Linked DNA regions of Homo sapiens: region 2 is linked to region 1. Evidence: chromatin loops called from intact Hi-C (ENCODE). Cell type or tissue: PC-3. All regions are shown on one strand. Links, peaks and the distances in the headings refer to the core of each region. The heading gives the core; the rest is flanking DNA. Region 1 has its middle 70 kb from the start of FAM184A. Region 2 has its middle 62 kb from the start of MIR3144.

What was found. Hi-C counts contacts between places; a loop is a spot of excess contacts. Peaks named below come from ENCODE experiments on the same cell type or tissue, not always from the same donor. Only the 100,000 strongest peaks of a DNase experiment are listed, where the experiment ranks them.
Region 2: it touches region 1 in a loop (5-fold over the local background); 8 of 110 quality-filtered maps call a loop at or near these places.

The regions. Positions count from the first base shown.
Region 1 is chr6:119,144,436-119,152,783 of GRCh38, reverse strand. It overlaps a transcript of FAM184A not described here. Among named protein-coding and RNA genes, the nearest start is that of FAM184A, 70 kb to the right of the region's middle. RefSeq lists an enhancer at 5,270-5,339. In PC-3, for the core only: a CTCF peak has its summit at 4,055 (motif pointing left); DNase peaks (open chromatin) are centred at 4,093, 5,283 and 7,413; H3K4me3 peaks cover 1,447 bases; H3K27ac peaks cover 3,393 bases.
Region 2 is chr6:120,072,834-120,081,181 of GRCh38, reverse strand. No RefSeq gene overlaps it. Among named protein-coding and RNA genes, the nearest start is that of MIR3144, 62 kb to the right of the region's middle. In PC-3, for the core only: a CTCF peak has its summit at 3,543 (motif pointing right); no DNase peak of the experiment used is centred there.

The sequences.
Region 1 (8,348 bases), core at 1-8,000:
ACTATTATGAGTAATTTCGTTGTTCCTGATTCCTTTATTTTATCTTATATTCTTTTCTTGTATGATGTCTGTGGTCAGAAGATCAAAACTTTGGTGGGAAGCTGAGAATTAATAAATACTTGAAAATATGATTTCCAACAATAGCTCCATGAAATAGGTATCCCATGTTGTGTCTCAGTTTTCCAGATGCAGAAGTTAAGGTGACGTGTCAAATTATCTACTGTTGTGTTTTGAGTCTTTTCATGTTAAAAGAGGGTGGTGCTTGCTAGAAAGAAGTGGATCACAACTTGGAATTTCTATAATTGGCGAGAGAGATCTTTGTCTTTCTCATATGCCCATAAGCCTAGTCCTGTCAGCTGATACCATCTTCTTCTTACTAATAAATTACCAGTCTGGCTAAGTAATGAAAAAAAAAATGATGGAAAAAGAACTGTCAGATGATGCAGTGTTTGCTCTGGGAAGTACCAGGGCCACAGAGAGGAGGACCAGTTACTGGAAGAAAAGAAAGAGAGATGGTGGAGAGCGCAGCAGTTTCAAATGAAAAATTAAATTAATTTTAAAATCTAATTTAAAGCAAAATAGAGCAGCAGATGTGGAGGGAGTTGAAACTCCTCCTTGAATTGTATCCCCTAAACTTTCCTGTTCTTTCATTCAGCCTGAACATCATCCTGTTTACACCAAATAGCAAAACTGGATTAATTAAGAAATAAAATACTCCAGACAGTTCATTTCTAGGGATGGTTTGTACACAGCATGTATGAGAGGAAGGAAATGCTTGAAATTTTAATTTCTCCAGAAAAAAAAGACCACCAAGGCTTCCTACCTCAAACTTTAAAAGCATATTTTCCTATAAAGCTGTCCTAATGATCTTTATGTCCCAGAATCAAGTATTAGTAAAATATGTATTTATTTTTGCAGCTTTTTTTTTTTTTTTTTTTTGGAGATGGAGTCTCACTCTTGTTGCACAAGCTGGAGTGCAGTGGCACTATCTCAGCTCACTGCAACATTTGCCTTCTGGGTTCCAGCAATTCTCCTGCCTCAGCCTCCTCAGTAGCTGGGATTACAGGCATGCGCCACCACACCCAGCTAATCTTTTTTTTTTTTTTTTTTTTTTTTTTTTTTTTGGATTTTAGTAGAGATGGGGTTTCCCCACGTGGCCCAGGCTGGTCTCCAACTCCTGAGCTCAGGCAATCCACCCGCCTCAGCCTCCCAAAGTGCTGGGATTACAGGCGTGAGCCACCGCACCTGGCCCACAGCTCATTTATTCTAACACCGAATACTTATTATTGAACCCTTCTATGAGTCAGGAGCTGTACAGGCTTCTCTGCTGTGTAGGTGGTTTTAGAGATTCTGATGGCTTACAGACAGTTAGGATGCCAAGATCCAAACTCAAGTTACAGGCCAGATAGGTTCTGCAAGACTTCTGCACAGTTGTCATCAGTGAGACAGTTCATATCAAGTAATTAAAGAATAAAACTGTTTCCTTTGTGCTGCTGCAGAACAAGTGTTAAAAAAAAAAAGCAGCCACCAAGGAGCCCTGCTATGAATCATGTGCCTTTCATGAGGTGAACTTCCCCTCCCCAGAGATGCGTGAACAGCAAATCAGGAATCCACGTCCCCACACTCGGTACTGCTGGTTTGTCTTGTGTTAGCCATGGATCTGACATCTGCCAAAACACCTCGCAATGTAATCACGGGTGTTGTCTGGTTCTACCCTCACCTTGTATAAAACCATTCTTTATACACTGGCCTTTCTATTTAATAATCTCTGCTCAAGGTATTTAAATGGTCCAAAAATCTAAACAACAGCTTGATCGAAATCTGCTTTTGGATATTCTTTTCTTTTCTGCACATGTTTAAGCATCACAGTGAAAAGTGGGTTCTAGTAACAGGTAGGAGAAACCAGCTGGGAATATTCCTGTGCAAAGCTACTGATTAGAAAAAGTGGTGGCCGGGTGCAGTGGCTCACGCCTGTAATCCCAGCACTTTGGGAGCCTGAGGTGGATGTATCACAAGGTCAAGAGATTGAGACCATCCTGGCCAAATGGTGAAACCCCGTCTCTACTAAAAATACAAAAATTAGCTGGGCATGGTGGTGTGCGCCTATATTCCCAGCTACTCTGGAGGCTGAGGCAGGAGAATCGCTTGAACCTGGGAGGCAGAGGTTGCAGTGAGCCAAGATCATGCCACTGTACTTCAGCATGGTGACAGAGCAAGACTCCATCTCAAAAATAAATACATAAATAAAAAAGATAAAGTGGAGATCTCACTAGCCACATCAACAGCAATAGTGTCGAACATTTACTGGCTGCTTACTAGGAGGCATGCCCTGGGTCACATACATCCATGCTGTATTAGTTTGCTAGGGCTGCCATAACAAAGCACCACCAACTGGGAGCTTAAACAACAGAAATGTATTGTCTCACGGTTCTGGAGGCTAGAAGTCCAAGATCAATGTGTCAGTAGTGCTGGTTCCTTCTGAGGGCTGTCGGGGAGAACCTGTTCCATACCTCTCTCCTAGCATCTTATCGTTTGTTGGCAATTTTGGGCATTTGTTAGCTTACAGATGCCTCATCCTGATCTGTGCCTTCATCTTCACAGTGTTCTCCTTGTGTGGGTACCTCTGTGTCCAAATTTCCTGTTTCTATAAGCACATTAGTTGCACTCGACTAGGGCTCACTCTAATGACTTCATGTTAACTTGATCATCTGCAAAGACTCTATTTCTAAATAAGGTCACCCTACAGGTACTGGGTGTTTGGACTTCAACACGTTTTCTGGGACACAAACCAACCCCTAACACATGCATTGTCTCATTCAGGCTCACACCAGCATCATGAGGCAGGGGCTATGATTACTGACATTACAAACCAAGACGGTGAGACTTAGAAAGCTTTGCTTACGCTTTTCTATTGCATCTACTACAAAGATAGTAGAACTATGGTATGGATGCAGACAGTTTGATGCAAAAAACCATGCTCTTAATCACCACATGAGATTTCCAAAAGAGCATGAGGAACTTTCTCCACCTTTCAGTTGCTTGGCCATAGGTTACACACTGGAGTCATCCACTCTACTCAGAAGAATACTAGCTACCCTTGGTTGAACACCTATTACATACATTACATTATCTCATTTAGTCCCCTAAAAAAACTTAGAAGTTCAGTACTCTTTATCCCAGTTCACAGATAAGCATATTGAAAGTCAAAGAAGTAGAGAGCAGCTGGCCAAGAAAGCAAGAAAGAGTTGAGCCAGGATTCAGGTTGCCCCCGGCCACTACCCATCACCACTTGAGCCTGAAGATGTATTTTCTCCACTGTGCTGTGCTGCCTTTCATGCAAAGCTCAGGGCATACCAGGCTATGATTCACTCACATGAAAAAATCAGAGGTCTGAGTAAATCTCACAGTGCTCATTTTTAAAAGGGTACACAAAAAAATCTCAATTCCAAAGAATTTGGATCAGCCAAGAGAAGGCATGGGAAAATATCAAATGTTTGTATGATTACCTGGGCAACCTTTTCTGTGCTATGTAAATGTGTAATGACTAATCAACCAGGACGGCCAAGGGATTTGTTTCTAGAGATAGGCAATTTTCATTTGTGCCTGTGATTGGCTCAGCTCTGCGTGTGAAGAGGGAAAAGGCTTCCGTTTATTTAGCATAATGATGGACCAAAACAAAAGAAGAAATCATTTCACTCATGCTTAGGTAAGACATTTCCATCTTTCTTAAATCTTTGTGTGTCTATTTTTGTGTTCATAGCAACCGGCAGACTATTTAGAACAGAAATGTGCATGCGTTGAGTACAAAGCGAAGACAGCATTGGGCGGTGGGATGCGTGCTGAAGAGGGATAGCTAATGTTTGGCAAGTGTCAAAAACAAATGGCCATTGATCAGGAAGAATCCTGAGCAAAATAAGATCAAGATTTTCTGGGGGCTATTGACCATTACCAGTTTTCACTTTTCTGACATTCATTAAAAAAAAAAAAATACAGATCCTGATTCCCTGGAGCTTTGCAGTTTGCCAACTTTCTGAGGGCATTGCTAGATTTATAGTGCCATCATGTGGCCACTTCTCAATCTGTTCAAAAATTCTGCTGGATCTAAGCCTGGCAGGATGACTGAATGATTCCAGTTTCATGGTGTTGGGAGGCTTATAGAACAGTGCTGGCTAGTCACACATCTGATGCTGGCAGCAATAGTGTGCTGGGGAAGGGGTTAAGAAAGAAAGAGCTGAGAGGCTCCCTGCAGGCAGAGCAGGGGCGGGACAAAGAGAATCCAGACAGTTGGACTTGGCCGTGGGGACAGGCAGCTGGCAGAGAGGACATTTACCCAGTGGGGGTTAGGGCCATACTAGTGGGCTTGGGTTCATACGCAACACTTTCATCACTGAGAAGAATGTGGCTAGGCTCCAACTCTCGTGGGGTAGGTGGGACTGGGAAATAAAATAGCAACTGGAGCTAAAACCCAGTTACAGTCTTCCCTGGTCACTGGCTCTTAGAAGAAGACAGGCATTCCATGCACCTCACTCAGGAGATCACCAGAAGTCCAGCCAAGCCCTGCCTGGGCTCCTTCCCAGGAAAGTGCTTCTGCTGACACTCTCCTGGCCACGATCTTCTTCCCAGCAGAGGAAGAAATCTTGTCCATATAGGAGAAGTTGAGGTATGGAGTTTCATTGCTAGGCAGGGAACTAGGGTGGGTGGGTTGACAGTAAGCAGGTTATAGGTTCCATGGAAATAGACAAAGACCAACCAAATGAGAAAAAGCAAAGGCTATTTATTCTGAGCTTGCTATAGCAATGAAGTTGGCCACCATCACTTGCATTTTGTCAGAGACCCCATCACAGGCAAAGCACTGGGAAAGCTTTAGAGTGGAAAAAAAGGGAAGTCTTGAGGTGTGCCCTGATGGGAGGCTGTTGGCCTGGGGAAGCTGCAGGTGGGCTAACTGGAAGCAGGGCACACTGTGTGATTGGTTAGGGGTAGGTACAGATTTGGCTTTCTCTGGTTGTTCCTAAATTTAAAATGGTGACAAAAGTTAGGGAAGCTGTCCGTTATTAATCAGGTCCTGGCCATTTCTGGCTGATTGTTACAGAAGTTATTGTTCAGCTTCCTGGATTGTCACCAGAGACAGCAGCCTGGCTTCCTACAAGTCTGAGTTCGAGCAGGCTGACTTCCTGGGTTATTTATTGTACATAAGGGGGTTGGTTTCCTTCTCTGGTACAGAGAGTGGGTCAAAGATCTATTTTTACATGTGGTCTGGTCTGTTTCTAGATTCAGTCTATCATCTCTGAGTCATCCCTGCTATGACTCAAGCAAGGATCAGCCTGGCAAGAGGTGGTGGGGGTTGGGAGCCCTCATCTTATGTCAGCAAACAATGAGGAGTTGGAATTGGCAAAAGGCCCCACCCACCCCACCCTATCCCCAGTCAGAATCAAGTCTTCAAGGGGACAGGACCAGTTGGAAGCCCAGCGGTTAATACCAGGTTGTATCATCGATCAGACCCACAGCTAGGATGCACCCACGCTAAACCCTCTTCCAGCCACTACTATGTAGCTGAAGCAACTTGATTATTTGCTGCCTTAGTCATGACTGGATGAGGAACTTGGAAGAGACTTCAGATTCAGGAGAAAGAGGAGGAAGTGGTGCTTGTGTTCGTGGTATTGATGTTAGGGTGGCACATTTTGTAGGCATCTGGGAGACAAAAAAACAAAAAAAAAAAAAACAGAGCCTGCCACTGCCCCCGCTGGATGTCTTAGTGCCTCTAACTAGGGTTTGGGGCCCTGGCTCTATCCTGATAATAAACTACATTTGTTTTTTTCTGGAATGTAGTGACTATCATGTGGAAAGGGCAAGAGCTATAAATGCAAGCCTGGGGGTGCACATCTCTGGGAGGAAACCCTGGGTACAGGCACTCCTTTTTAATTCAAGGAGAGTTGGAAGAGCTCCAATCTGTGCACCAGGGGAGAGGGTGACTATTCCTTTCCTGCTAGTGATTTTAACTCTACTCCCATTTTTACAGCATCTCTCATCTGGGAAAAGATACATGTCGACCAACAACCCCCATACTATGCTGACATTATTCCTTATTTGTCAAATTCATATGAGCCAATTGGTGACACCGAAACCCTAGTTATAGCAAAACTGACTGTATTATGAATAGTATCTGGAAATGGGAAAATATGGGTGATTTAAGCTAGGCATAGTGGCTTATACTGGTAGTCCTTGCTACTTGGAAGGCTGAGGCAGGAGGATCGCTTGAGCCCAGGAGTTCAAGGCTGCAGTGGGCTGTGATCACGTCACCACACTCCAGCCTGGGTAACATAGCGAGCCTCTGTCTCCAAATAAACACACACACACACACACACACACACACACACACACACACACACGTAAGTTAATCGGGAAAGGCACTGAAGAGCAGATGGTATATAATTTTTCTCATTTCTAGCAGTCTTGTTCTGTGTGAACATGTGGAGCACACTGCGGGCCAGTGTGGAATGTACAGAGTTCCCCAAATTTCAGTCATTAATTTTGGCCATATCTATACTCAGCCTACATAGTTCCTCAATGTTTTCCTTTAAATTTATTTATTTATTTTTAATTATATTTATTTTGAAAGGGAAATTATATCACTATTGAAAATGAAAAGTCAATATCACCTGTCATAAATAGAAGGTAATCCTAACTATAAATACATAACTAAACAAATCAAACTCTTCACCCATAGACTGTCCCCAGATGGTCTCCTATGCCGCTAGTGGTACTAGTGCCACATTTGGGGAAATACCTGTGCAATACTAGTTAAGAGCTCTGGCTCTGGTGTCAGATTGCCTCGGTTCAACTTCTAGCTGTAAAATCATGTGCAAATATTTAGCCTCTGTAAGTCTGATTTCCTTCCCTGTAAAAATCATGTTTTTGCTTAATGGAGCTGATGTGAAGATTCAGTGAGATGATACCTAAAGATTTAGCACAATGCCTGGTATATGATAAACAATAAATATTAATATTAGCTGTCACTGTTATCAGTATGATTACTATTATCCTTTTGAATTGGGTCACTGGTGCATAACTCTTCCTAATAGTTGGTCCTCAAAACACTCACGCCTTATTTGTGGAGAGGAATGTGGTTGAAATATACAGAGGATGGATGCCTTAAAAGATTTGCAGACTACTGAAAATAAGAAACCAAGCCAAAGGGCCTTTCATGTCAAAAACGCCAGCCAGTGAGGCAGTGAACCTAAGTGTATCAACCAACTTTTCACTTTTATTTTTGATATTATTTGCTGTTTCCTAGCCCCTTGGTTCTCTGTGGTATTTTTTTCCTGGCACTCACTGAGTCAGAGTCCCAGCAGGAATCAGATCGTACCCAAAGGAGTGATTGAAGGGTTTAATGACAGAAGGGTGTATTTGCAGAAGTGTGGGTAAGAGCTAAAGAAGCCAATAAAAGATAGTTATCTCCCAGGGCCTAGCAACAACAGGAAGCTCTTACACCCCTACAGCCTAGCAGACAATGGGAGGAAGCTGTTGCTGCAACCTGGGGAGAGAGGTGGCCATGATAGGCCACTCCACCCAACCCTCCACAGGGGTCTCGATGTTGGTAGGGACCAGCAGAGAGGGAGCAGAGAGAATACCTGCCATGGATGGATTCTCCTCCTGCCTGCCAATCTCTGGCCAGTGCCACTCAAGAACAAACCAGCTGCAGCTACAGCACAAGGGAAGCACTGGACATGCCATGCCTAGAGGTCAGCAGAGAAGGGTGGAGAGTGGACCTGGAGAGCCAGACAGAGAAGGACCAATACATTTATCACATAACGCGATGATGTTGCTTGATCTATGATGCCCTTTTGCACTCTGTAAACTCTCAGTAGAATTAGTTGCAGACATTAAGTAAATCAGACTGTGAATGTGTATGTCAGTGACACAAAGACAAGCAGGGGTGCAAACAAAATAGAGGCATATACCACCCATCTACCACCCCCTAGGCCAGGGGGCACGTCACGGGAGCTGGCAGCAGCTCAGCACTGTCTCCCATTTCTTAGCCAGAGCTCTGCTACTAAGCAGCATGCTTTTGGAGGCAGGGACAGTCCATAGAAAAGACTCTCATGACTTTTATCTTCACCACAAGCTAGCAAAATAAAGAAGAAATGCAATTAGAATCGCTCACCTACTAGCAAAGAAAGAGTTTGTTCCCCAAGTCTTTTGAGAAAAGAACCTAGCACTGTCAGTCTCAGGAGCAGATGCTAAACACCTGAGCCACGCTGACTCTAACAGCAGTTTGGACTAACAGTGGCAGAGTGTGTGCCGGCGTGAAGGGCAAAGCCAGCACCTGTCAGAGCTGTCGGCTTCCAGGC
Region 2 (8,348 bases), core at 23-8,022, 930 kb before region 1:
GCAATCTCAAACAAAATCCCAAGTTATTTTGTGGATATTAACAAATGCATTCTAAAATTTGTGTGGAGAGGCAAAAGACTCAGAATAGCCAACACAACAGTGAAGAGAACAGCAAAGTCGGAGGACTGACACTAGTTGACCTTAACACTAACGGTAAAGCTACAATAACCAAGATGGTGTAGTATTGACAAAAGAATTGGCAAATAGAACAATTTACAGAATAGACAGCCTAGAACTAGAACCACATATAGTCAATTAATCCTTAACAAGGAAGCAAAGGCAATACAATGGAGAAAAAAATAGTCTTTTCAACAAATGTTTCTGGAACAACTAGACATCCATATGCTATATATATATATATATATATATATATATATATATATATATATGCTGTGTGTGTATATATATATATATGCTATGTATATATATATACACACACACATATACACATACATATATAGACTGACTTTTTACTTGTCACACAAACGAATTAAAAATGGATCATAGACTTAAATGTAAAATGTAAAACTATAAAACTGGAAAATTGCATAGGAAAACATATGAAAGAACTTGGTTATGAAGATGACTTTTTAGATACTGACTAAAAGCATGACCCATTGGAAAACATGATTGATAACCTGGACTTTATTAAAATTAAAAACTTCTTTGCAAATGACATATTCAAGAGAATGAGAAGATAAGCCACAGACAGGGATAAAATATTTGCAAAGACACATCTGTCACTCAAAGGACTGTCACTCAAAACATACGACAATCTTTTAAAACTCAACAATAAGAAAATAAAAAACCTGATTATTTTCATGTGCATAAGACCTAAATAGACACCTTACAAAAGTGATACACTGATGGAAAATAAGCATGTGAAGATACTCCACATCATTTGTTATCAGGGACTCAAATTAAGAATGATGAGATAATACTATATATCTATTATAGTGGCCAAAATCTGGGACACTGTTGACATCAAACGCTGGTGAGGATGTGGAGCAACAGGCAAATTCACTGCTGATGTGAATATAAAATTGTACAACCACTTTGCAGACAATTTGTCAGTTTTTCACAAACTGAACGTACTCTGTCCACATAATCCAACAATCACTCTCCAAAGGAGTTGAAAGCTTATGTCTGCACAAAAACCTGCACTTGGATATTTATAGCACCCTCATTCATTCAATTGCTGCAGCTTAGAAGTAACAGAGATGTTTTTCAGTAGGTAAATGGACCAAAAAACCTTATACACCCAGACAATGAAATACTATTTATTCACTTCCAAAAAGAAATGTCTATGAGAAAGCATAAAGGAAACTTAAATAAATAATACTAAGTGCAAGAAGAAAATCTGAAAAGGCTAAGTGCTGTAATTCTAAATGTATGACATTCTGGAAAAGACAAAACAATGAAACAGTAAAAAGATCAATGATTGCCAGGGACTTGGGGTGGGAAGAGACTCAATAGGCAGAGCATAGAGGATTTTTAGGGCAGTGAAAATACTCTCTATGATATTATTCATTATACATTTGTCCAAAGCCACAGAATGTACACTACTAAAACAGTAAATCCTAATGTAAACTACAAACTTTGGGAGATGATGATGCGTCAGTGTATGTTTATCATTTACAACACATGTACCACTCTGGTGGGAGATGTTGATATTGGGGGGTTGTGTATGTATGACAGCAGCAGGTAAATAGGAACCCTTTCTGATCAATTTTGCTGCAAACCTAAAATTTCTTTAGAAAATCAAATCATAAATGGCAATATAAACCAAAACAAAACAAAACACTTGTATTAATGAGCTTTTGTACTTCATATACTTCATAATTTGTAAACAGGAGAGTGATTCATGTGACTTACAATATGAAAACAGTAAAGCCACTCCTCACCAAAGCTTCTTAACCAATGCTTCTAAAAGACAAGAAATTTGGCAGAAAGGCTCATGCTACAGTATTCATGGTAAGTATAATAGCAAAAGCTATTCTAGGCCACTCTCGTAGCCTTTAGCGAGCAAGTTCATATAAACAAAATTCTGACTTGCTGCAGATGAAATTACTATAGCTAGTTACTTTGGTAAAATAAGATTGTCCCACAAAAAGCAATGATTTATATTTGTCACATTTCAGTAGTTCTCACACAAAAATATATACTGATATTAGGAAAATATTTCCATACTGGAGAATACAACGTCAAATAAATATACACAAATCAGCAAAACTTATGAAAAAAAATCAAAAGAACTTAGTTCACTGGTGATCCCAGAATACATAAAACTGACCTTCTAAATCAAAAATAAGAGGACAAGTTGTAAAGTTCCTGGAATATCTTAGACCCTAGTGCACTCATTTATGGTCCTCAGACCATAACTTTCTTTTGGAGAAATGTAACATAGCAATTCTTACATAATAATTAACATGCCACAGGGACAAGGCCACCTGGAGTTCTACGTGGGAGCAGTCATTCTAAATGGGGAAAGCAAAACAGCAGTTTTGTTCATTATTATTATTCTAAAAATATAGGAAGAGAATTTTAGAAATTATTATTTATTAACTACATGTGTCATAATGAATTAAACTTTTTAGTGTATTTATGCATATAAATATTTAGTATATCTCTTCTAATAAGGTTCCAAAGTTCAAAATCTTTTAAGTTACCACTGCCAGATGGATAAAGATATAAAGAGACAGACACATGTGAACTAAGCAGACCCTTCTAATCTAATAACTAAAAACGGCAAGTAATAAACTAAAGTAAATGGAATAGATGGAGGGGCAAAAAACATTGCTTTACTCTAGCAATAAGTGCTACAACAAAATTCAGGTCAAAGAAATCAGGAAAACAATGTAAGAGGTAATTAGCAGTCCTTGAGAATTGTTATTAAGACAAAAAAAAGCCTCTGTTTCTTTATAACTTTCTAAACTACTGTTGGTCATTGTTTTTGTTTCTGTTACATATTGTTGTTTGCAAGGTTTTTTATGTTTGCAAAGATTTTCATGACATTTAAAAATGAGGAGAATGAAATGTCCCTACTTCTATGAAACAAAACAAGTCAACCCTGCTTTGCCTCAGATATATTGTATCTTCACAGCTACAAAAGCTGCATTTGTCATCTATAGAGGATAAGAAAGTATTAAATGGCTGCGACCAGCATCATGGCCAATCAGATGCTCTTGGTGCCCCCCTAGTACATATACGGGCAGAACATCCAGTTTTAGCCCACATGAGAGTAGAGGAAGACCCTTAGGTAATCATAACACCACATCACGCCCCACCCACCCCGACATAAATATGCCCCTCAAACACACACAGACACACTCAAAGAAAACAAAACAAACATGCTACCCTAGGAACAAAGCTGGAAGCCAGGAGCAAGAGGCAAATGGGAAGACTGTGGTTCCCTGTGGGTGGGTGCCACAGGCAAAGCTGCCCTCAGGTGTGTCTGAGCACTGATTGAAACCAGATGCCTTTATTGAGGCAGAAAGTTGAAGAGTCCTGAGGCTGTTTCCAGACAGTAGGTGCCGCTGGAGACAGGCAGAAGCAGCAGCAAACTTGTCTGGAGGAAAGCTCACCAAATTTAGGGCTGCAGGACTCCTACAGAGGAAGATCACATAGTCAGCTGCTCACATACCCATTTATCATATGATTTGCTGATCATTCTTTCTGGTAACACAGAGCTTTAATCTCAGATTATTTTTCTTCTTTTTGAAATGTATCCTAAAGGATTACCTTTGTGCTGGCCATTTTGGTGACAGTTTTATTCATAATTTTCCTTGAAAGGTACTATATGTAGGAATCTAAAGGTAGATTGTTAATAACTTTTTTCTCAACAATTTGAAGATTTTTCTTCTGCCCTCTATTGCTGCAATTGAGAATTCTATTATTGTCTAATTGTCATTCTTTTTTTTTTCCTTTCTTCTGACTGCATAAAAGATTTTCATTTTCTTTCTACCTTTGTGTTCTATATTTATACTCTAACATGTTTGGGCTCAGATTGATTTTTCTTAGTGCTTCTAGTGATATCTAACAAATCCTGGACCTGTGAATTTATATCTTATCTACGAAAAACTTGTAGCAATTTTCTTTCAAATATTAGGCACCCATTTTCTGTTTCTCTGTCTGTGATTCTATGACACCTGTTAAACTTTAATATTCTCTCATGTAGCTCTTACCATTTCTTTCATATAAATTTTTCCATCTTTCTGTGTGGCATGTTGAATTACTTTAGATACATCTAACAGCTTACCACATTGTCCATTCACCTGTATTTTCATTGTTTAAGCCACCCAATGAGGTTTTTTAAATAATTTAATCCATTATAGTTTTCATTTCTAACATTTCAATTACTTTAACTTTTCTTCTCAAATTTATTTGTTCATTCTTGGCACTTCACTATTTGTAGTTCTTGAGAGTCTGTTGTTTTCCTTGCCTTAATAAGACCTTGGGCTATGAATTCAAAAAAATATTAAATTTAAAAGGAATCATGGTGATTAAGGTAATGATATGTAAGTGTATTTGCTCTATCAAGTTATATTTTCAAGCTGCAGTAGATACAATAGTGTAGAATGGGCCAGACTGAGTAATCAAATGGAATAGAGATCCTAAAAAAAAGATCCACGCGTAAATGCAAACTTGATACATGAACAGAAGTTGTACTGCAGAGCAGTGGGAAGAGAAGAGACTAAAAAATGCCCCTGTAATGGTTGCTTGCATTTGTGGAAAACAAAATGTGATAGTCTATTAGTTTGCCATAGCTGCTTAATGAAATACCACAGACTGTGAGGCTTAAACAGCAGAAATTTATTTTTCAGAACTTGGAAAGCTAAAAGACCAAACTGAGGTGTCAGCAGGTTTGGTTTCTTTTGAAACCCCTCCCCTTAGCTAGCAGGTGGTCACCTTCTCACAGTGTCCTGGCATGGTCTTTCCCTTGTGTGTGCTCATCCCTGATGTTTCTATCTGAATGTCCTCTTTTTTTAAGGTCACTGGTCATATTGGATTAGGACCCACCCTAATGATCTTAAATTAATTACCTCTTTGAAAACCTTATCTCCAAAGATAATCATATTCTGAGGTAATGGGGGTTAAGGTTTCAACATATAAATTTTGTGGGGCAACAATTCAGCCCATAACAGATTCCTCAAATAAAAATTATTTACAAATGGATTAAGAACTTAATGTGAAAATAAATCTTTAATCTGTCATAAATGTAAAAAAAATTTTTGAACAGGAAGTAGGGAAGGATATATTAAATAGGACACACACACACAATTGGTCAAATTGACTAAAATTTTGTAAATGAAAAATTTAAATTTAAATAATTTTAAATTTAAAAGTATATTTTTCAAAAGATACCACAAAGAAATTGACAAAGAATCATGAACTGATAGAAGATATTTGTAATACATATAGCTTCCAAAATGTACAGATAAAGAATACATTTTGTGGAAATTAAAATAACCCACCTAGGAAGGACAATTAAATTCCCCCATTGTATTGATACCTGGAATTGCTTTTTAGAGTATAAATTTCAAGGATAGCATATACACAGTTGATGTGCCTGATGTTTGCAGCTTAAAGAGTACAGAAATATTCTGAAAATTAAGATATTAATTAATCTAGAAGGAACCTCAGAATTAATCATGGAGGACCAGAGATATATTGCCAAGATGATTAGAGGGTCATGTCTCTTAAATTCATTTGAAATACACTAGTTCCCTTAGGCTGATAAGTTGTTTGATATGTCATCTCTACTCTTCCATGCCTGTTAACCTAGGTCAGCATCTCTTGGTTTTATTGTTTGTTTGTTTTATTATTATAATAACAATAAACTACTAGAAAAGCCAAATTTAATTTTAAAATATTTGTATTTTTAACATTTTCACCACAAAGAAATAATGTTGGTGAGGTGATAGATATATTAGTTTGATTGACTCTTTCTACAATGTATGTAGAACAAAACATAACATCATGCCCACAAATATATACAATTATTGTGAATTAAATATAAGTAAATAAATAATTTTAAAACAATTTGGATAATACTCATTACTTGCTATTCAGTTTCAATGCCTACTAATATGTTTTTGCTTATATTTTTTGGTGCCAAATGATGACTTTAATTGTAGTAAAATAATAGAAATAAAAACAGAATTATGTGTATACCATATTCATCACTGCTATGTAAAGACCAAATTATATCAGAACGCAATGTATAAGTAAATGTCTTACAGTAGTTCAACTAGGGGAAAATGGTAGAATAATTCACTTTTCAGATCTTGTGAGGTAATATAGACATGTTAAGCTCACAAGGACCTGTGCAATAGCATTGGTACCTAAGGAACACTGAGCAACAATGCAATTTCAGCAAATGGCATTACATAAAATTAATCCTTTTGATTAGAATGGTTTTTTGTTTTTCTTGTATTCAATTTACAAATTTGCCTTTGGTTGTATAGTTTATAGCTGTAAGAATTTACAGCCTATGTTTTTATAAATTTAAAAATATTACAATAAAAATAATTTAAAAACTCTCAGAATAGAGTAGCTTTTATTTAAATGGCATCCATACATTACTCTTGAGAAACATAGTTATATATTTTTCTTTAAAAATGTGGGCTTTGGTTCTAAAAAATTAAGATATCTGAAAAATAAAATAATTCCCCTACAAAAAGGCAAATTAGTAAGATAATATCTGGAGGCCTCCTATTTCATAGTTTTGACTCTGATAATGGACCAAGAAGTATCCATATGTTTGGACACTCTGCCACAATTTTAAACTGTAAGAAGAGATCTTAATGTGCTAGTATTTTCTGTTTTTAACCTATTTAGACTTAATCTTGGATTTCAGATGATCATATATTTGTCACGGCTTAGAAAGGCTAATTTATCTCCTTTTGTAACGTGGAACATAAGGTTACATCAAAGATACTTTAGGAATTATATCTTTCCAGCAGAATCAATCTCTGTAATGATAGCACATCATGATTGCTGCAGGATCCCATCTAGAATAACATTTCCCATTAAGGCACAATTTTCCTTTACAAAAACATTGAAGGAGTTTCTTGAGCCCTTAAGGTAAACTGAAAGATTTACGACCACTAGAAATAATTGGAATCTGAAGTAAATTCACTTTAATCTAACAAATGATTCTCATCATTTAAGTCCTAACATTGCCATTAGAAATAATTGGAGTTATTTGATTTGGCTATAAAATGCTCATGTATAAGCAGAAATAGGAAAATGTATTGTTCTTTAAAAATGCACTAGCACATTTTAATACAGAATGGAAATAGGTAACTAAAAACAAAATCATAATGCTGTCAAATACTGCATTGTAACTTAATCACTTATGAATGATTTGCCAGGATTTATTAACCATACTAATTCTATGAAAATGCAGACAGACTAACATTTTCTCTGAGTCCCAATGCATGGTGGTTCTTAAAGGTTATCAGTTAACCTTGGAACTTAAAAAAAAACAACTCCCAACTTGTAATTAATTATATATTTAGAAAACACTCTCACATAAGTACACTAAAATTTATCTGCCAACAAATGTGGGATGTGATATAAAGAACTCAAGGATTAAAAAAAGAAAAGCACAAATTCCTACTTCAGTTTGTGCTTACTGTATGTCAAACTTTGGGTTAGTCAAAAAACTGTCTGAGCATCAGTTTCTTCACCAATAAAATACTTAAACTTTTCATCATAGATGATTGCAAGAATTAAATGATATAAGAATCCTAGCCTAATGAAATGCTCATAGTAGCATGGTCATTACTGTTCCTACCATGTCCATATATATCCTTCCAAAACTAAATTGCAATATATGTCTTTTTTCTGTTTGAATTTCTAAAATAATTCTTGTAATGGGGAAACTGTCCAAAAATGTTTGTTGAATGAACATACATTGTCAACTTATTACTCAGGCTTGCAGTCCTCATTAGCTGTGAAGGAATAAAAACTGAATTTTTATTAGACAACTCCTTAAACATACGCTAATTTGTATTGAATGTGTTACATATAGGGAAATTATACTTGAAAATTTAATTTTCCAGTAAGGAAAATTTTCACTTAGAAATACACATCAGCTAATTTTATTTAGCTTACCTATATAAAATCAATTCATAATTCATTATAGTTTAAATGTAGCCATAATACTTAATATTTGTATAAATATTTGCCATTCATAAAATATTTTCACATGTCATAACTCATAAGGTAAGAGAAAATTATTATATTAAATCTTATCAAAAAGAAGTGAAAAAAATTTCCACAGGTTTTATGGTAATTGTTGTTTGGTGTTAAACATAAACAGGTTTCTTAGTTGATGTTAT